Regions from separate parts of the Homo sapiens genome. Here region 1 is linked to region 2. A link is a loop called in an ENCODE intact Hi-C map of the cell type or tissue named here. Cell type or tissue: heart left ventricle. All regions are shown on one strand. Each heading gives the region's core, and the rest is flanking DNA. Links, peaks and the distances in the headings are about the cores only.

The links. A loop is a pair of places that touch in the nucleus more often than their neighbours do. Peaks named below come from ENCODE experiments on the same cell type or tissue, not always from the same donor. Only the 100,000 strongest peaks of a DNase experiment are listed, where the experiment ranks them.
Region 1: it touches region 2 in a loop (2.7-fold over the local background); 16 of 110 quality-filtered maps call a loop at or near these places.

Annotation. Positions count from the first base shown.
Region 1 is chr1:42,754,976-42,761,141 of GRCh38, forward strand. P3H1 (prolyl 3-hydroxylase 1) reads right to left here. Exons shown (of 15, transcript NM_022356.4): 3 at 4,226-4,415; 4 at 3,877-4,008; 5 at 2,808-2,947; 6 at 573-662; 7 at 190-242; 8 at 1-15. Among named protein-coding and RNA genes, the nearest start is that of P3H1, 9.0 kb to the right of the region's middle. In heart left ventricle, for the core only: a CTCF peak has its summit at 2,198 (motif pointing left); no DNase peak of the experiment used is centred there.
Region 2 is chr1:42,444,856-42,459,051 of GRCh38, forward strand. It overlaps ZMYND12 (zinc finger MYND-type containing 12), which reads right to left and starts at 11,167. Exons shown (of 8, transcript NM_032257.5): 1 at 11,033-11,167; 2 at 5,063-5,204; 3 at 3,612-3,783. The coding sequence starts at 11,142. It overlaps PPCS (phosphopantothenoylcysteine synthetase), which reads left to right and starts at 11,688. Exons shown (of 3, transcript NM_024664.4): 1 at 11,688-12,218; 2 at 12,392-12,495. The coding sequence starts at 11,711. It also overlaps a transcript of CCDC30 not described here. RefSeq lists enhancers at 11,289-11,518, 11,759-11,828, 11,919-12,038. In heart left ventricle, for the core only: no CTCF peak of the experiment used is centred there; DNase peaks (open chromatin) are centred at 11,316, 11,666 and 12,076; H3K4me3 peaks cover 2,256 bases; H3K27ac peaks cover 1,632 bases.

The DNA.
Region 1 (6,166 bases), core at 1-4,000, 300 kb after region 2:
GTTTCCCGTTCTGACCTATGAGCACAGCCGCTCTGAGGACTGCATTCCAGGGCCAGCCCTGGGCTCCACCCCGACTTCCCAAACTGGACCTGCCCACCCCTTGCCAGGAGTTCACATCTGCCTGGGCTCAGGAAGCCTCAAGTGCTTCATCAGACTGATCCAACCATGCAGTTTCTTCAAGGTCCTCACTTCTGTTTCTCTTGCAATCTCTTGGGAATCACTTCTTCTGGAGTCCATGAATCCTAAGTAGGTCAGGAAGAAATGAAAAAGGTAAGATGATCTACTTAATCTTCCAGGTGTCTCAATGCATAAAATAAGGCCCACAGGAGTAATCCAGCTTATCACCCTCTTCCTTTCAGGAGACAAAATGGGAGGTTTCCACATCTAAGTCCCTTCTAGCTGCCCAGTGTTCCCCTTTCATCTGTCTCTCATCCCTGCCTTGCACAGATCCCAGGCTAGGCTCAGCCTCCAGCAAGTTTTCTCTCAGAATCGCACAGTGTTCCCCTCCTCCCCATTCATCTCTCCTGCTCACTCTTTCCCCGCTCCCTTCCGGCTCCTGTACCCTAGCTCACCGGATCCACAAAGGGAATTCCAAAAACATCATAAGCGAAGAAAAGCAGTTCTTTTTCCAGTAGGCTTCGCTGTCGGTACTCCTTGGCACTCTGAGGGTAAAAAAGCAAACAAATCCCCCAGAACTCAGCCCTGTCTTTTAACCTCTGGGAGTTCCCCTCCCTGGCACCCCACACTGATGCTCCCATGTGACCTGAGGCCTCCTCTCCCTACCAATGCTCTCTGTCTGTTCCCCAGTTTGAGACAAAAGTCTAATTTCTGTGTCCTCTGCCTGGCACAAGCAACAGTACCTCTGAGGTACTGGAATAACCAGGCTTTCCTTAAGGGAAAAAGCCCTGCTCCTCCCCCATCCCAACCCCCATTAGTCTCTAGGACAGATAATCTGATGATTCTCAAAAGTGGAAATATTCTTCAAAGAAGGAGAATTCCTTCTTGACTTCTACAGGAGTCCACAAAGCAGGAAAAGGAATCAGGCATTAGGCAACTGACATGTTATTCATTTGATCTTTTATAGCCACATCTGAGGTTGATACTAGTATGCTCATTCTACAGAGGAAGCATCTGAGGCACAGAGGAGATGTACCACTGTCTAAGGTGACACTACAGGACATGGGAGAGCAGCGACCTACAGTCAAACCCAGGTCTTCTGTTATCTTTTTCTTTTTTTTCATAGCAGAATGTGCATTTGGACAGATAAAGCCGGGTCTTTACAGTCCTAAAGCCCATGTGCTTTCTGCTCTGCCACCTGCCTCCTCTCAGACCCTAACCAGACCACACCCCTCCCTGAGGATAAGCAGCTAAAGGGGAGGGCCTGGCACTCTGGGCTTCCCACATGGACTCCCAGGCAAGGCTTACCCAGGGCAGGGAAACTGAGTACTTTCCGGGGTCACATCTTTCCCTAGGTGCCCTGCTAATCTCCAAGCAGCAGGAGGAGGAAGGAAGAGAAAAAGGAGACATCAGTTGAAATAAAACATGAGGCAGTTCAAGGAGGAATTAAAGGAGTCAATGAATCCTATGTCATCTACTATATTTACCTAAGAGGAAGAGAGACGTTTTCTCTTCAGGAGTTTACATTACTGGCTTCTGTCACCAAATGCTATGTTATCTCATTTAACCCTCTCCAATGACCCTATAAGGCTGCTATGAAGCAAACCCCACTTCCATCTTTATTCATTCGATGCTGATTTACTGAGTGTCAGCCATGTGTCTGGAGCTGTGCCTGCACTGGGTCCAAGCAGGGAACAGATTCCGGTCACCACTGACTGGCCACAAGCCACTGCACAAGTTACTTCATCTCTCAGATGCTAACAGTCCTCATCCCTAAAGTGGGAAGAAGAGTGCCAACCTTGCAGGGTGGCTGTGATGATTAAATGAGATGATGGATACAGCCCACCCCGCACAGAGCTTCGCCTGGACAGCGGCTCAACAAATGTTAGTTGCCTTCTTTCCAAAAGGGGACTTCTAGTTAAAAATGCTAGATTGGCCACGTGGGTTTATTTCCCCTCACTCCCCTCAGACTCCCCTTAATGGCCATAAGGAAGGCAGGGAAAAGGTATTAACCAAACAAGACAAAAGAGACCGGAAGTGCCATCTTAAAGCCAGATGGTCACCATCTAGTGGCTAAAGAGGACAACTACAATGACAACCCACACAGGAGGGGCAGCAAGAGGCTGTTTCTACTGGAGGCTCTCAGACTCCAGAGCTCGGAAGAAGAGCCTGGGTGTCTCCTTTCAGCGCAGCAGTCTTTGTGTTATACAGATATTTCTCCTGGTTTTGGAGAGAGACAGGGAAAATGCTGAAAGATGGGAGAGAACAAACAATGGCAGGAAGAAGAAGAGATGGGAAAGAAAATGGAGACAGAAAACAGGTGAGCAGAAAAAAAACAACCAGTATTAAGTGAAAAATGATAGCTCTTGGCCAAATAATATCGAGTGTCCAAGTTAGGGGTGCCAAGAGGGGAAAGAATATGCTCACCGCGCAGTTCTGCGGGACTCAGAGAATAGACTTCTGGGCCCAGATAACGCTAATTGAGGCTCCTGTGTACTCCCCACACTCCCTCCCTGTGCTCCCTTCTCCTCTGAATAACAAGCCGAGTGACTGAACTCACATCTGGCCCCAACACTGACATCTGGCCCCTGCCCTGCACGCACAGCGCCTACTCCCCTCTGCTACCCCACTCTTCCGCCCTCAGGTCTGAGTTCAGCTGGCAGCTGTCATAACAGAAGGAAGTCTCTCACCTCACGGGGGCCGATGGATCTGGTGTGTTCTTCTCCAAGCATAGCTGCATAATAGGCCAAATTTTGGTTCATCACCTCGTCATTGGGGAAGAAGAGAAGATAGGTCTTGGCACATTCAACAGCCTGTGTATAATTCCCAACTGCAAAGTGGAAAGAAGAATGGCTGAGAGGAAAGAGTCAAAAGGAAAGGATAAAATCCTAGCACCAGGGACCACTTAGTGTTCAGTCTCCACAAAGCTTGAGGCAATGGCAGCATGACAAGCTGGTGCCTGCTACTTAACATGATGGCCTGATTTCAGGGGCAGGAGTTAAGTAATACACATAGAATGTGTGATTAATTTTAAGGTGAGGTGGTCAATGTCCTCAGGGCTGCCTAACAATGAAACAGAAAAGAATCAGAATTCTCTGCATGCCCACATCTTTTAAGATTCACAAATAATTCCAATACTCCTTAATATTTTGCCTCAATACACTCAATCATTAGATCAATTTCCCTGTCTTCCTACCTTCTTTTTTCTATAGATTTTCAGAAGACAAGGAAGATTACAATAGCAGATTGTCTCTTTGGCAAAATAGTTCTTGTTGATATTTGTTAGTCATCTCAACTCAACTGTAAATATTGTACACTCATCAATATGTTTGTAATGCTTAGCACACAGTAGGGACTCTGCAAAGAGTTGGTTTTCTGGGTATTAATTGGCAGCCCCACAAAAGCATCAGTGCTATACCAGGGAGAGGGCTAGCAAATGTCCTCTGAGCTAGTTTAAACTGTGGCATACCCTTATTTTGCTATTAACTTTAATTCAAAAGCAAAAATAGATTACAAGTTATAGAAGGGACAAGAGATGAGGTCCTAAGTCTCCCTCCCCCAGCTTTTTGGGTTGCTGGTATTGGCTTCCTAGGCCAGTTGTTTATAACAAACTACCCAGGGATCACTTGGCATGGTGCCTCCCATAGCTACTGAAATAAGCCAAACACCTTGAGGAAGTAAGTGGCTGTAATCCCTGCCCACCTTGCCTTTAGCTTCTTAGTTAGCCAGCAGAGAAAGAGGAAGGAAAGTAGGCCTTACTGTTATAGTAGGCAAACTGCAGATAATTATAATGCGATGGGAGGAAGTCTTCAAAGGGCTTCTCTCGACTTGGGTGGGAAGCAAGCTCCGTGACACAGTTCTGCTTACAGTTGAGGACCTGGATGTAATGATCTGAAAGGAATCAAACAGAAGGAATAACTATGAGGTCACTCTTTAGAACTCAAATTCTGGTTAAGATGAACAAATTCAAATGGAAGCAATTTTTCATCAGCTTCTCAGATTTAATAAATTGAGGAATGAGGGTGAAGAGTCCCCATTTATATTATCAGATGGTGACCTTAGAGTCCCAGGAGGCCTGGCTGAAGGTCTGGCTCTGAACTGCACGCACCTGTGATGGCCTGGAAGAGGTCAGCGTTGTACTCAAGGTAGTTGTAGCCATCGTAGTCATAGGGCCCTTCGCAGAGGGCACGGCACTCCTCATAGGCCACAAAGTATTCTTGCAGCGCCGCCTCTAGGTGGGGCACAGCTTCCTGTGGCTGTTCCTCTGAGTAGAGTCGCACTCCCAGTCGAAATTCTTGCTACTGGGAAGAAGGAGCACTCAAATGCAGGCCACAGAGGAGGAACCCTCTCTCCTTGCCCTCAGCCACCTTCACAGGGGTCCTAATTTCCTGTTCCTCAGGTTATGGATGGAAAGGGGTGACCTGGGTACCACTATAAAATGAAGGCCTTTTGTAAATGGTCTTTACAAAATATTTAGCTCTGGAAATTTAAAAACATTTAGCTCTTTTTTTCTTTTTTTGAGACAGAGTCTCACTCTGTTGCCCAGGCTGGACTGCAGTGGCACAATCTCAGCTCACTGCAACCTCCACCTCCTGGGTTCAAGTGATTCTCTTGCCTCAGCCTCCCTAGTAGCTGGGATTACATTGTGCCCAGCTAATTTTTGTATTTTAGTAAAGACGGGGTTTCACCATGTTGGCCAGGCTGGTCTCCAACTCCTAACCTCAAGCAATCCTCCCAACTCGGCCTCCTAAAGTGCTGGGATTACAGGTGTGAGCCACTGTGCCTGGCCAAAAAACATTTAACTCTTAATCTAGATGAAAGATATCTAGGAGTTCATTATGATTTTCTTGTACTTTTCTTCCCCCCCCATTAGTGACAGATTCTTGCACTTTTTTTTTTTTTTTTTTTTGAGTCGGAGTTTCACTCTTGTTGCCCAGGCTAGAGTGCAATAGTGCGATCTTGGCTCACTGCAACATCCGCCTCCAGGGTTCAAGCAATTCTCCTGCCTCAGCCTCCAGAGTAGCTGGGATTACAGGTATGCGCCACCACGCCTGGCTAATTTTGTGTTTTTAGTAGAGATGGGGTTTTGTCATGTTGGTCTGGCTGGTCTTGAACTGCTGACCTCAGGTGATCTGCCCGCCTCGGCCTCCCGAAGTGCTGGGATTACAGGCATGAGCCACCGTGCCTGGCCTAGGTTCTTGCACTTTTTTGTAGGGCTAACAGTTTTCAAATAAACACAACTTACTTTTTGTTTTGTTTTGTTTTGAGACAGAGTTTTTTTTTGAGACAGACAGCCCAGGCTGGAGGGCAGTGGCATGATCTCAGCTCACTGTAACCTCCACCTCCTGGGTTCAAGTGATTCTAGCGCCTCAGCCTCCTGAGAAGCTGGGATTACAGACATACACCACCACACCTGGTTAATTTTTGTATTTTTAGTAGAGACAGGATTTCACCATGTTGGCCAGGCTGGTCTTGAACTTCTGGCCTCAAGTGATCCACTCACCTCGGCCTCCCAAAATTCTGGGATTACAGGCATGAGCCACCACGCCCGGCCAACACAACTTACTTTTTTTTGTGTGTGTGATGGAGTCTCGCTCTGTCACCCAGGCTGGAGTGCAGTGGCACAATCTCGGCTCACTGCAACCTCCGCCTCCTGGGTTCAAGCGATTCTTCTGCCTCAGGCTCCTGAGTAGCTGGGAATACAGGCACACACCACCACGCTCAGCTAATTTTTGTATTTTTAGTAGAGACAGGGATTCACCATGTTAGGCAGGACGGTCTCAATCTCCTGACCTTGTGATCCGCCCGCCTTGGCCTTCCAAAGTGCTGGGATGACAGGTGTGACCCACTGCACCTGGCCACAACTTACTTTTAAAAGTCATTCTTTTTTTTTTTTTTTTTTTGACTGTTGCTCTGTCACCCAGGCTGGAGTGCAGTGGCACAATCTTGGCTCACTGCAACCTCCACCTTCCAGGTTCAAGCTATTCTCCTGCCTCCATGTCGAGTAGCTGGGATTACGGGTGCATGCCACCATGCCTGGCTAATTTTT
Region 2 (14,196 bases), core at 9,579-13,578:
GTGCAGTAGTGGTGCGATCTCCTCTCACTGTAAGCTCCGCCCCCCGGGTTCATGCCATTCTCCTGCTCCAGCCTCCAGAGTAGTTGGGACTACAGGCACCCGCCACCACGCCCGGCTAATTTTTTTGTATTTTTAGTAGAGACAGGGTTTCACCGTGTTCGCCAGGATGGTCTCGATCTCCTGACCTCGTGATCCGCCCACCTCAGCCTGCCAAAGTGCTGGGATTACAGGTGTGAGCCACCGTGCCCGGCCAGAAAGGGTAGTTCTTTAAACAAGTATATTAAAAATGAGACCCAGCTGGGTGCGGTGGCTCACACCTGTAATCCCAGCACTTTGGAAGACTGAGGTGGGTGGATCATTTGAAGCCAGGAGTTCAAGACCAGCCTGGGCAACATACTGAAACCCTATCTCTACTAAAACTACAAAAAATAGCTGGGCGTGGTGGTGCGTGCCTGTAGTCCTAGCTACTCGGGAGGCTGAGGTGGGAGAATCACTTGTCCCTGGGAGGCAGAGGTTGCAGTGAGCCAAGATCAGGCCATTGCACTCCAGCCTGTACAACAGATCGGGACTCCGTCTAAAAAAAAAAAAAAAAAAGGGGAGACCCAACCTGGTCTGGAGCCCTGGGAAAGCTTCTAGACAAGGCAGTAGTAACCCTTGAGCTGAAACCTGAAAGATGATAAGGAGTTAATTTGGTGAAGGGAAGAGGAGGAGAAGCAGAGAGAGTGGCTACAGAAAAGCCTTTCCAAACAAGGAAATCATCATGCTTCTGAGGAACTGAGAGAAGGCCGGTCGGTGTAACTGGAAGGGAGGGAGAAAATAATTCAAGAGAGACAAGGTGATAGAATTGAGGTGAGAGAATTTGTTAACGGCTAGATCAAGCAGAGCCTCATGGGTTGCTTTAGAAATTTGATCTTTATTTAGAGGAGTGATGGGTCACATTTTTGTATGCAAACCACATTGGAGGGAGGCCAGAGATGATGTGGGGAGACCAGTTAGTAGGCAGTGGTCTAGATGAGAGATGATGAGACTTGGGCTAGGGTGACTTTTCCAGAATCCCATAGCTAGCCAGTGTCAGAGGTAAACAGAACCTGGGCTGTATTTTCTTGTCCAGTGCTTTTCTCATTACTTTGGAGGAAAGACAGTCTGGAATGGGGTGTCAGACCTGGGCAGGGTGAGCAGGGCATTCCTGCAGGCAAACAGCCTGTTATGGGGAGTTGGAACCCACACAAGTGAGGAGGGATCCATGCAGCAGAGGCAGCCTGGAATGGGGAGTCAGGGCCCATGGAGCGGGAAGAGGTATCTATAAGGTGGAAAGGACGGAGTTAGAGAGCGGGGATTGATTCATACAGGGGAACTCATTAATATGTAAATAAACCAATGAAAGTGAAAGCTGTCAGCAAAGGGAGTTGCAATTAAGGAATGGAAGTAAATCAGATTGAACCCTATGGTGCTGTATTAGATCTGGATCAAACAGTATAGACTAGTGGTCATAGAGATATTGATGTAGATATATAGATACAGGCCAGACACGGTGGCTCATACCTGTAATCCCAGCACTTTGGGAAGCTGAAGCAGGTGGATCACTTGAGGACAGGAGTTCAAGATCACAAACATGGTGAAACCCCGTCTCTACTACAAATACAAAAATGAGCCAGGCGTGGTGGCACACACCTGTTGTCCCAGCTACTCGGGAGGCTGAGGCAGGAGAATTGCTTGAACCAGGGAGGTGGAGGCTGCAGTGAGCTCAGATTGCGCCACTGCACTCTAGCCTGGGTGACAGAGTGAGACTCGGTCTCAAAAAAAAAAAAAAGATATATAGATATAGAAATAAATACAGATGTAATGTGTGTATACGTACACCCATTATTATATTTACACTTACTCCCTAACTCCACTGAGAAGGCCTGGGAGCAGTAATACCCCAAAAGCATGAGTACATCTAGTGCACAGCTTTTGGCTTCTGATTTTCACTTTCCACTGAAAGAGATCAGGGCTCTTTAGAGGTATGTTCCAGAAAGCAGTCAAGTGAGCAAAGAACAAATGGGGTTGTATCTGGGAGATGCAGAAGCCAGCTTGAGTGGGGTTTGTCACTGGTCAAATCAGGGACAGTTTGAGGATCAAATTAACGATAGTAATGGATTTAAGCCCATTGAATAAAGATAAAATACTGATACAAATAACTAAATGAATACATTGAAAATTCGATGAGGAATGGGATATTTATATAGTTTCAAAGGACGTATCCATGAAATGAAAATTAAAGTTATTAATTACAGAAGGGTGAAAGAGTAACATTACAGGGAGGAAGACTGGCAGACGCCATCCTAATAAAGTAATTAAAATGAACATCATCAGTAATGAAAAAAATGAAAACATGCCAGTTTATAGGATGGGATGAGAACACAGCATCACCTCTGTACTGTTTTTGCCAAAAATCCATAACGTGAGTCCCATCATTAGGAAATATCAGACAAACTCAAATTGAGAAATGTTTTATACAATTGGCCTGTAACCTGTAAAAGTGTCAAGATCATAAAAGTCAAGAAAAGGTTGAGAAACTATTCCAGAGTTTTGTTGCCAACACATGGCAACAAAATGAAAAGTGTGACCCTGAACTGTATCCTTTTGCTATAAAGATGTTATTGGGAAAATTCGAGAAACTTGAATGGGGTCTTCTTAGATGACAGGGTCCCCTTGTGTGGTTCCCACAAAGACATTCTCCTTCATAACCACAATACAATATATCTCATTTACTAAGGGGACACTGAAGTATTCTAAGGATAGGGAATCAGGTGAACAACTTACTCTCAGAGAACTCAGGGGATAAAAGTTCTTTATATTGTACTTAATTTTAACAGTTTTACTTTTAAAAAAGTTTTACTTTTAAAAAAGTATTTTTTTAATGGTGGCTATTAAAACATATGAAGCATTTTTTTAAATGGTGGCCACCATGTAGGGTATCTGCTAAGTCTGCTCTATACTCTCAGAATTGCCTCTCCCATCTATAGGGGTGGGTTCCTGTATTTCTGAACTATGTGGCTCTGATCCCAGGGAATAAAGGTGGATTCCACACTCAAGCCATGTCAACAAAATTCTGTCTTCTACGAATTTGTATTTGGAAATCAGAAGCTAATTAGTTTCTACTGCCTACTTCAAACCTAGAAAACACGTAAACTGAAAAACTCCATCTGACATTTTGGGGTAGCTGTCTTCTACAGTGAGCATAGGGTAGACAAATCTGGTCTGCAGAGAGGGAAAATAGCAAAGCAGATAGATACCCAGAGAGAAGTAGATACAGGAGACAAGGCCCAAGAGAGAACGAAAGGCACTCCAATTCTAGTCCCTCATGAAGCCTCAGCTCCTGTAGGATACTACAGCACCCGCACAAAGTTCCTCCTTTTTGTGCAGGCCAGCTTGAGTGGATTTCTGCCAGTTGTAGACAAAAGTCTGTGACATCTCCTTCCCTACCTTGTGCTAAACTTTACAGCAACCCTGCTCCTTCTACAATAGGTCTCTTGGTGCCACTGTCAAGGGTGACTCTTTGATCATTGGTGTGACCCAAACATAACACCACTTAAGGGATCCAAGGATCTCAAGTCGGTTTCACTCACCAAGGCTGGCCTCGGCCAACAGCAGGTAAGCAGGCACAAGCTCTACGGAGCTCAGGCCATACAGCTTCACACGGAAGCGAAGGGACTGCAAAGCTGCTGGTACAGCATCTTCGTGTTTCCCTTCAAAGAGGTATTTCTGGGCTATGGTGTAGCAGAATTCAATCAAATACTTCTGTGGAAGAGAGAAACAGACTATCTGAGACAGTCTAAAGTTAAAGGCAAAGGTGGATGTAGATGGCCCTGGGGATAAGGCCAACACCTAATGACCCAGTTAAAGGCACATAGTGAGCCTGCCTGTATTAGAGTGGACGTGAAGCCCCACATAAGTGATATAAGAAAGCAAACTCTGGACTATGAGTTCCTTAAGGCCCAGGAACATGTGTATTTTCATCTTAGTTCAGCGCTTGGCATAGATGAATGCTCAATATAGAGTTATCAGATGAATAAATGAGTATTGTTTTTACAGTTCTAATAAAACTTTACTTTAGCAAAGCTAGCATGTCTCAGGACAATCTGAAACTTTCTGCCTTCCTAGTTGAGTTAATTTTGAGAGAAACATCTCATTTTCCCTTCCAGAATTATCCTGTTTAGCTAATATCACAAAAAACTTTAACTCTGCATTGTTCTAAGGCCACTATCAAAGTGTCATAACACTAAAATGGATGGATCTTATGTTTAGAGATTTATGGCTTATAATAAGGGGCTAATTTTTTAGAGTGATTGAGATGCTCAATACTCAATAATACTCAACACTATACATAATAATAGTGGCAGGTTTTGGTAACCTCCTTTATTTATTCAGTAGTATATCCATACATCATTCTTAACCCTCCTATTATGTGGCCAGACTCTTGGCATCTGTGGATGTTATGGGCTGAACTGTGTCCCCTGCCAAAATTCATGTGTTGAAGCCCTATCCTGCAGTCTGTCACATGACTATAATTGGAGCTAGGGCCTGTAGAGTGGTGATTAAGTTAGAATGAGGCCATTAGGGTGGGCCCTAACCTAATCTGACTTGTGTCTTTATAAAAAGAGGAAATTGGACACACAAAGAGATACCAGGCATGCTTGCACACAAAGGACCATGTGAAGACACTGTAGGAAGGCAGCCATCTGAAAGCCAGGAAGAGAGGCCTCAGAAGAAACCAAACCTGCTGACCCCTTGATCTTGGACTTCCCAGCCTCCAGAGCTGTGAGGAAATAAATGTATGCTGTTTGAGCCACCCAGTTTGTGATATTTGATTGTGACAGTGCTAGCAGACTAATACAGTAAGTATTTAGTAAATGTGGAAAACAACAGACTGGATGGTGTTGAGGACTTAAAAAGATATAAAACAAAGTCTCTGCCCTCCGTGAGGTTACAATTTAGTGATCCCAACACAGTTCGAGCCTTGTCTTGGGCAGCTTCACCGCACCTACGACTTAACCTTGGAAAGTGCCGTAGGCCCTACCTGCCGCTGCTGCAGCTGCTGCAGGCCATGCTGCCGTTCTTCCTCTGAATTGTAGAAGGGCATGGAAGTGCGCAGTGGAATCAAGAGCTGACATATTTTCTCATGGATGCTGTCCCAGTCAGCCTTCTGATGTACCACCCCACTGACAACGGAAACATAGACTTTATGATCTTTATATTTGGCATGACTTAAGATTCCATTAACCCTCCTACTGGCCTATCCCTAGACACCAGAAAAGTAAGCCAAATACAAACCAGGCAGGGAGCTCAAAGCCATTTCTGAGACTCAAATCTCTTTCCTTTCATGTGGTTATTTGATGATGTATAAACTGTGTTGGGATTGGAGAGTATGTTGTTTCTGCAGGCACACATTCACATTCTGAAGTCACACAGGGATGCTGGCATGCAATTGCTCATAGTGTTCTCTTATAATCTCTTTTATTTCTGCAAGGTTGGTAGTAATGTCCTCACTTTCATTTCTGATTTTAGTAATCTGAATCTTCTTTTCTAGGCCAGTCAACCTAGCTAAAGGTTTGTCAATTTTGTTGGTCTTTTCAAGGAGCCAACTTTTGGTCTCATCAGTTCTCTCTGTAGTTTCTTTATTCTCTGTTTTATCTCTGCTATAATCTTTAATTTTCCTTTCTTCTGCTAGCTTGTGTCTATACCCAACACAGGGCTGTGCATAAAGGAGTTTATAAATATGTTTTAGTTTGCTCTTCTTTTTCTAGTTTCTTAAGATGAAATGCTAGGTTACTGATTTGAGATCTTCTTTTCAATGTAATGTATATTAGTATAAATTCATATGAGTACTAAATTCATACAGTAACCTCTGAGTACTGCTTTGCCAGCATCTAAGTTTTAGTATGTTGTTTTTGTTTTCATTTATCTCAAAGCATTTTCTAATTTCCTTTGTAATTTCTTCTGTGACTCATTGGTTAAGAGTGTGTTATTTCTACATATTTGTAAATTTACCAAATTTCCTTGTTATTGACTACTAATTTCATTCCATGTAGGTGGAGAACATACTCTGTATGAAATCAATCTCTATAAATTTATTGAGATTTATTTTATGGTCTAATATATGTTCTATCCTGAATAATGTTCTATACGCACTAGAGAAGAATAGGCATTCTCATGTTATTGAATGGTGTTCTACAGATACCTGTTAGGTCTAGTTGGTTTATAGCGTGATTCAAGTCTTATATTTCCTTGCTGATCTGTCTAATTGTTCTATGCATTACTGAAAGTGGGATATTTGATCTTCTATCTAGTTGTTCTATTCATTACTGAGAGTGGGATACTGGATCTTTCATCTAGTTGTTCTGTTCATCACTGAAGGTAGGATATTGAAGTCTTCAACCATTATTATTAAATTGTCTATTTTTCTCCCCAGTTCTGTCTGTTTTTGCTGCATGTATTTTGAGGCTCTGTTGTTAGATGCATAGTCATGGGTTTTTGCATTTCTATTGCTTATTACACATTTTCACTTAAATGTAAGTTAACTGTTTGATTCCATTTATACATATTTCAAAACAGGTAACAATAATCTAGAGGAGGGATCAGAAAAGCTTTTCTGTAAAGGGTCAGATAAATATTTTAGGCTTGAGAGCTATAGGATCTCTGTTGCAACTACTCAACTCTGCTGTTGTAGCACAAAAGCAGCCACAGACAATATATAGCCATGTTCAAGCACCTTCTTGGACAATATTGCCACCTTCTTGGACAATAGAAATGCAATTAAAGTATATTCTTTACAAGTTGTGACTGCTACCAAAGAAATGACAGAAACCATTTAAAATGTTTTTGGGGAGGTAGAGAATTATTATAAACAGATCAATAAAAGCACTTAGCCAGGATATAGCTGAGTTCCACAGGGAATTTATCAAGTGGGGCTTGTAAGCAATGGAAATGTTAACTTAGATGCCTGAACTTTTGTTCCACTGAGAGCCACTAACATATCTTGCCTTTCTAAATAAAGTGAGCTTTATTTATATATTTGCGGGCTCCCTGCTTATTGATCTGTCCCACCTGTAACACCTAACACAGGGTCAGGGATAAAGTAGGAATGGATAAATGCTTTCAATCAGGGCTCACAATTAAGTAGCTTGTGAGCCACATGTTTTGTTTGGCTATTATCATGTTTTTTTTTAAGCTGAATTTGAATATCTTTAGGTAGGGCATTCATTCTACAATTCACCACTGATCCTATAGCTTCCTATTATTGAATACCACTTCACTGTTTGTTTTCTTAGTGATCTGCAATATTTTTTGCAATAATTTTTCCTTTTGTTTGACATATGAAGCGCAAATTTAAATGCCGTCACTGGCCAGGAGAAGAAAACGAATGGTGAAGTGGTATTCAAGAACAGGAAGCAATAGTATTTGTAGTGAATTACAGAATGTACGCCCTGACTAAAGACATTTAAATTCATGCAAACCTATGGTACTGAAGTCTCTTTTACTTGTCACCAATGTTTTAGTATGTACTTCCATAAAATTACCTTTTCTTAAAAATGTTCTACTGTCCTGTAATCCCAGCACTTTGGGAGGCCGAGGAGGGCGGATCACAAGGTCAGGAATTCGAGACCAGCCTGACCAATATGGTGAAACACCGTCTCTACTAAAAATACAAAAAAATTAGCCAGGCGTGGTGGCGCATCCCTGTAATCCCAGCTACTTGGGAGGCTGAGGCAAGAGAATTGCTTGAACCCGGGAGACAGAGGTTGCAGTGAGCCAAGATGGTGCCACTGCGCTCCAGCCTGGGTGACAGAGCAAGACTCCGTCTCAAAAAAATAATAAAAAAATAAAAGTTCTACTGTGTCTCTAAAGTAAATAAAAATGTGCTATTCTCTGAGAATGGTCATAATCCACTATAGAGCAATATGCACAAGATTACACACAATATATAAAATAAATGTATTCAGAGAAAAGAAGGAAATTCACCAAAATTTCAGGTTATTAATCCCTGGGTTGTGGGACTATGGCTTATTTTTCTTCTTGATTTTTTATATTTTCAGGTTTTCTGCAGTGAGCATGAATTGCAATTATAATCAGGAAAAAAATTCTTTTGCAGAAAAAAACTTTCACAAATTCAGACTGACTTTCTTGTTCCTTAAACTTGGGATGATGAAAAGGAACATTTACTGTGTGCCAACATGGTTCCAGGAAGGGTACTAGATGCTTTACATTCGACCATCAAAACCTATAGAACAACAACCTCAGTTTTGTTTTATCAAAAAATCTTGAAATCTGCAAGACCCAAAGACATAGAAATCTGGAGAAAAGGAAGCAAAAAAACAAAAGGAGAAGGTCTTAAAGAGAATTAAAAGCAAGTAAAAGAAAAAAAATCGAAGATAAGGGCATAGAAGATGATAATTTATACATGCATTTATCAGATATTAGTGCCAACTATGTCTTTTTTTTCACATTTTTATTTTTTGGCCCAAGGGATAAAAGCACAAGTGCCAACTATTTCAAGACACTTTGCTAGAGACTATGGGGCATACAATGACAGGTCGGACATAGATCAAAAGTTAGCATACTTGACAGTCCCTCTGTACACATTTGACATAGTATCTAGCATTAATGGAGCATAACAGAATTGAAATAACACACTCACCAACAATTAAAATGAAGAGAAATATGAGTCATCTGAGAGATACAGAGTACTGTAAAGTTAGTTCAGAGGAAGAAGGAATTACTTCCGGCTGGAGGGATACAGAGGACAGGGGTGTTTTAAGGAAAAAGTCAGTGCTCACACCAAGCAAAAGGATTGAATCTTTCCCAAGCCTGAGTGGCAGGTTTTACCCACGGCGGTTTACTGGCCATCTCTCTGGGGGTGACCCAAAGGCCTCTTAAACTCTATGCCTACAACCAAATCTGATGCCCGTCATCTTTTCCCCGTGTTCCTTGCCCAAGTTAATGGGTTTATTATCCATTTAGTTTTATTCAACAGATGTTCATTGAGTGTCTGGTATGTGTGGCCACTGGGTCTAGTAAAAGACATAGACATCAGACAAGCAAACACAATAATATAAAAGTACAGAAAAAGCAAAGAAAAATGGTACTGTGAGAGAGAAAAGTATGACGGGGAGTTGAGACTGGGTTTAGACCTCTTTGAAGAAATGACATTTAAACTGAGAACTGAAGGATGAAAGGGAGCCAGGAAGGCTTGTAGTTGAAGGGGAGGTTCCTAGCAGAGAGAACAGACTGGGAAAAGAAACTGAGGGAAGAAAGGGCTTAGCAAATTAGAACTTCAGTTCTCTATAACTACAGCAAAGAAAAAATGGGGTGAGTGTGGTGGGAAGTGAAGGTAGAGAAATAACCAGGGCCTTGTATTTTCTGTTACAAATTCTTAATTATATTCTAAAGGCAAGGAAGCCACCAAAGAGGAGATAGCAATGAAAACACAGATACCATCCCTGCCCTTGTGGGGCATACAGCCTAATGAAAGAAATAAATAAATGATTTCAGTCCATGTCCTAAGTGTTAGGATAGGGGACATACTCAGTGCTTTGAGAGCACTGAGGAAGGACACCTAGGCCAGTATGAGAAGGTACTGCAACAGCTTCTTGATCTGTTATGCAGCCGTCAGTGTCTACCTTCCTCTGTATCTGCCACACTGCAGCCCATCCTCTTTCCTTAACACAAATGAGAGCATGTCAGCTCAAAACCATTCATGGTTTCCCAGGAGATAAATTCCAAACCCTTGATCTCATGTCACTGTCTAGCCCTAACCTTTATCTTCTTGGTTTAAACTTCTACTACCTATCACAATGATGTTCCAACTTTTTTTTTTTTTTTTGAGACACAGTTTCACTCTTGTTGCCCAAGCTGGAGTGCAATGGAGCGATCTCGGCTCACTGCAACCTCCGCCTCCCGGGTTCAAACGATTCTCCTGCTTCAGCCTCCCGAGTAGCTAGGATTACAGGTGCACGCCACCACATCCGGCTAATTTTGACTCAACCTATAGTAAGAAATACATTTTTCCTGTACACACACACATGTCCACATAAAACACTAAGACAAAAGTTTTAAGAAACAATTCAGGTAGGATTAACCTGATACTTTCTACTCATTCTGTGCTCTTTTTTGTTGTTGTTGTTTTCTCTAAATGGTGATTGTGACTTATTCATAAACTGCTAAAGGGCCCTGGCCTGCAGTTTGAAAATCACTGACTGCTCCCTCCACTACTACGTTCTCCACTCGGCCCTTAGCAAACTCTGTTCTTTTGCCATTTGCCCTAGCAGTCCCGGATGCCGGGAATGCCCTACCCTTCTTCACTACTCCTGTACACAGCAGGTTCTGACTGCCCTCTCAAAATGCAGCTCAAATGTTTCTTCCACAGGGAAAGCTTTCCACATACTGCCCCATTCACTATCGTCTCACTCTCGTTGCCCAAGCTGGAGTGCAGTGGCGCGATCTCCGCTCACTGCGAGCTCCGCCTCCCGGGTTCAAGCGATTCTTCTGCTTCAGCCTCCCGAGTAGCTGGGATTACAGGCGCCCAGCACCACTCCCGCCTAATTTTTGTATTTTTTAGTAGAGACAGGGTTTCACCATGTTGGCCAGGCTGGTCTCGAACTCCTGACCTCAGGCGATCCGCCCGCCTCGGCCTCCCGAAGTGCTGGGATTACAGGCGTGAGCCACCGCGCCCGGCCTGTTTCTTTACTGATTTGTCTCCCACATTGGAATGTTAGATCTTTGAAGGAACTGATCTACCGAGCTGCCCCAGTAACTTTAGCACCTAAAATAGTGCATAACACAGAGTACGCCTTCAGAAAACATGAGTGACGAATAAGTGGGAGATGAGACAGACGAGGCCACGGGAGTCTTAGGGGCCTGTCTTAAAGCCGTTTTGAGGTGTCCCTTGCAGAGTCAGGGGCAACGGCTAACGCAAGGTACCCAAGCCAGACCCGGGAAAGGGAGAGAGGGAGGGAGTTATAGCGCCCAGGTGCCACGTTTCAGGGCCTACCAGTAATAAGTGACTGTGCAGGCCGCGCACACCCGCTCGGCTGGGGCTTCGCACACCTCACAGCAGAGTCTGCGCCCCTTGGGGACTGCCAGTGGGTAGATCACATTCATGGTGCAGCCAGCAGTGCTGGTCTCTAAGACGGTTGCCCAGCAAGGATACGCTGAACCCCGGCGTCACGTGACGATCGCGGGGCTGCGTACTTGCCAGCATTTCAAGGGCAGAGGGCGGCGGGACGTGACTCGACTAACATCTGGGTGTATTGCTGAAGTTGGAAAAGGGGAAGAAAGAAAGAAAAAGCAGCACAAAACCCACAAGTCCCACGGGTCAAATGGCCGAGAAACGACTCCCAAGGAGTCCAAGTCCAGAAAGGCCCGTACAGTGGCCGGTAAGGGTCAAACATGGCCAGTTCTTCACCCAGGCTAGGAAACGAACGTGAGGGAACGTGACCCTACCAGATGCCCACCCAGCCGGGGATCCCCCTCGTTGCAGTGTCACTTTCGCTGGGCTCTGGGGCAGAACAACTACGCATTTCCAGACTTGGCGAGATCGGGACCTAGTGTCAAAAGAAGGGTAGTGAACCGCCCACTCAGTACGGCGCGGCGCGTACACCAGGTAGGCGAGAAGGGGCGTGGCGCGGCGGCCGCGAAACGTGCGCAGGCGCCGGCCGCTGCGCTGCAGATGGCGGAAATGGATCCGGTAGCCGAGTTCCCCCAGCCTCCCGGTGCTGCGCGCTGGGCTGAGGTTATGGCTCGCTTCGCGGCCAGGCTGGGCGCGCAGGGCCGGCGGGTGGTGTTGGTTACGTCAGGCGGCACCAAGGTCCCACTGGAAGCGCGGCCGGTGCGCTTCCTGGACAACTTCAGCAGCGGGCGGCGCGGTGCAACCTCGGCCGAGGCCTTCCTAGCCGCCGGCTACGGGGTCCTGTTCTTGTATCGCGCTCGCTCTGCCTTCCCCTATGCCCACCGCTTCCCACCCCAGACTTGGCTGTCCGCTCTGCGGCCTTCGGGCCCAGCCCTTTCGGGCTTGCTGAGCCTGGAGGCCGAGGAGAATGCACTTCCGGGTTTTGCTGAGGCTCTGAGGAGCTACCAGGAGGCTGCGGCTGCAGGCACCTTCCTGGCAGTAGAGTTCACCACTTTGGCGGACTATTTGCATCTGTTGCAGGCTGCGGCCCAGGCACTCAATCCGCTAGGTGCGTGCCCTAGGAGTACCCCTTTTGCCTGGAAGCACAGCCTTTCTTTCCAGCCACTTATCCCCTTACCTCCTGCTTACCCACGGATCTCAGCTGGGGAACCCGAGTTGAGAAGGAGCTGATCCTATATCGTACCTCGCCGATTTGTTAACACCTTGTGTTTCTCTTTGCAGGCCCTTCTGCGATGTTTTACCTGGCTGCGGCTGTGTCAGATTTCTATGTTCCTGTCTCTGAAATGCCTGAACACAAGATCCAGTCATCTGGGGGCCCACTGCAGGTGATGGGCGCTTCTCTTCCAGAGATCTAATCCCATATAACCAATCTTGGGTTAATTTCCTCTTGATCTGGAGATGGCCTTTCTGCATCTGTATTCGCTAGGCACAGGGGATACAGAGATGAATAAGACACCGCCCTCCCTCATGGACCTCACAATCTAGTGAGGGAGCTGGACACAGACATAATTACAATACAGAGTGATAAATGCTCTAGTGGAGGTATGTACAAAGTGCAGTCAGATCATGGGGCGAGTGAATCCTGGGGGAGTCGATGAAGCTTCTTGGAGGAGATGAATTGAACTGGGTTTTAAAAGATGAGCAGAACCGAGCGCGGTGGCTCACGCCTGTAATCCCAGCACTTTGGGAGGCCAAGGAGGGCAGATCGCCTGAGGTCAGGAGTTCGAGACCAGCCTGGCCAACATGGTGAAACCCCGTCTCTACTAAAAAAATACAAAAATTAGCCGGGCGTGGTGGCAGGCGCCTGTAATCCCAGCTACTCGGGAGGCTGAGGCAGAAGAATCGCTTGAAACCAGGAGGCGGAGGTTGCAGTGAGCTGAGATCTCGCCATTGCACTCCAGCCCGGGCGACGAGAGCGATACTCCGTCGCAAAAAAAAAAAAAAACACCAAAAATCAAAACAAAATGAGCAGAGGGTGTACGAAGTGGGAAAGGTCATTCCAGGTGGAGTATGGCAGTAGGAATTTGAAAGTGGGCAGTGGGCTGTGAACCGAAGTGCTTTGGTAAGGCTGGAGAGCTGACTGAAGAGATGGCTTGCTTTGTAGAAGACTTTATTTTCCTTTTTTAAGGAGCTTGGACTTTTTCTTGTGGAGCTAAGGGACACATAAGTAGGAGAATGAGATAAAGTTTTTGTTTGAGAACAACATTCTGGCATCAGTATGAAAGACGAAGTAGAGAAGGAGAAAGTGGAGTGGGTAGATTAGTTGGGGGCTATTGTAGGTTAAGGAAGAAATATGGATAAGGTAGGTGTGGTTGTGATTTTAGATTTTTGGAACCTTCAGGAGTTCTTAGTCATTTATTGGGTGATACAGGTAGGATTTTATTAGGAGAAACTCTTATCTGTGGGGCATTTGCCGACTTTGTAGAATAGTTTATTGAGGTCCTACACTGCTGTAGGACTTAGAGATGAAAGCAGTGAAAAGAAACATACCCTGCCTTTGTGTTGCTTCCTCTGCAGAGGAGACAATAAATAAGTCAAATACATAACTCGTTTAGTAGTGATAAATGCTAAGGAGAAAAATAAAGTATAAATAAACTGGTATATGATCCCTATCACACTAACAGCTTTTTTTTAGGGCAAAGTCTGATGATTAGCTTAGTGATTTCACGCTTTTTAATCTCTGGGATCTTTAGTTTATCCCACAGTTTTTAGTTCTATCTTGAAAGTAACAAAGCAACTGAACATTACCCTGAGAAGGGATTGGGGATGAGGTACTAGGAGTTTTGGTCAAGTGAAAATAAAATCAGTTTCCTCACTGCTAAGTTGTGTTACATGTGACAATTTAAAAATGGAATCTAATAGCCATTCTACCAATGCAAGAAATATTTTAGGCTGAGAGGTTTAAAAACCCAACTTTATTTAGGCTTCTGCCAAATATTTGTATGAACAGATTATTTGTATCTGTTTATTTGAGGGTTTGGTTCAAAAATAAAGGGACATGCTTGAGAAAATATTAATGGTGGTAA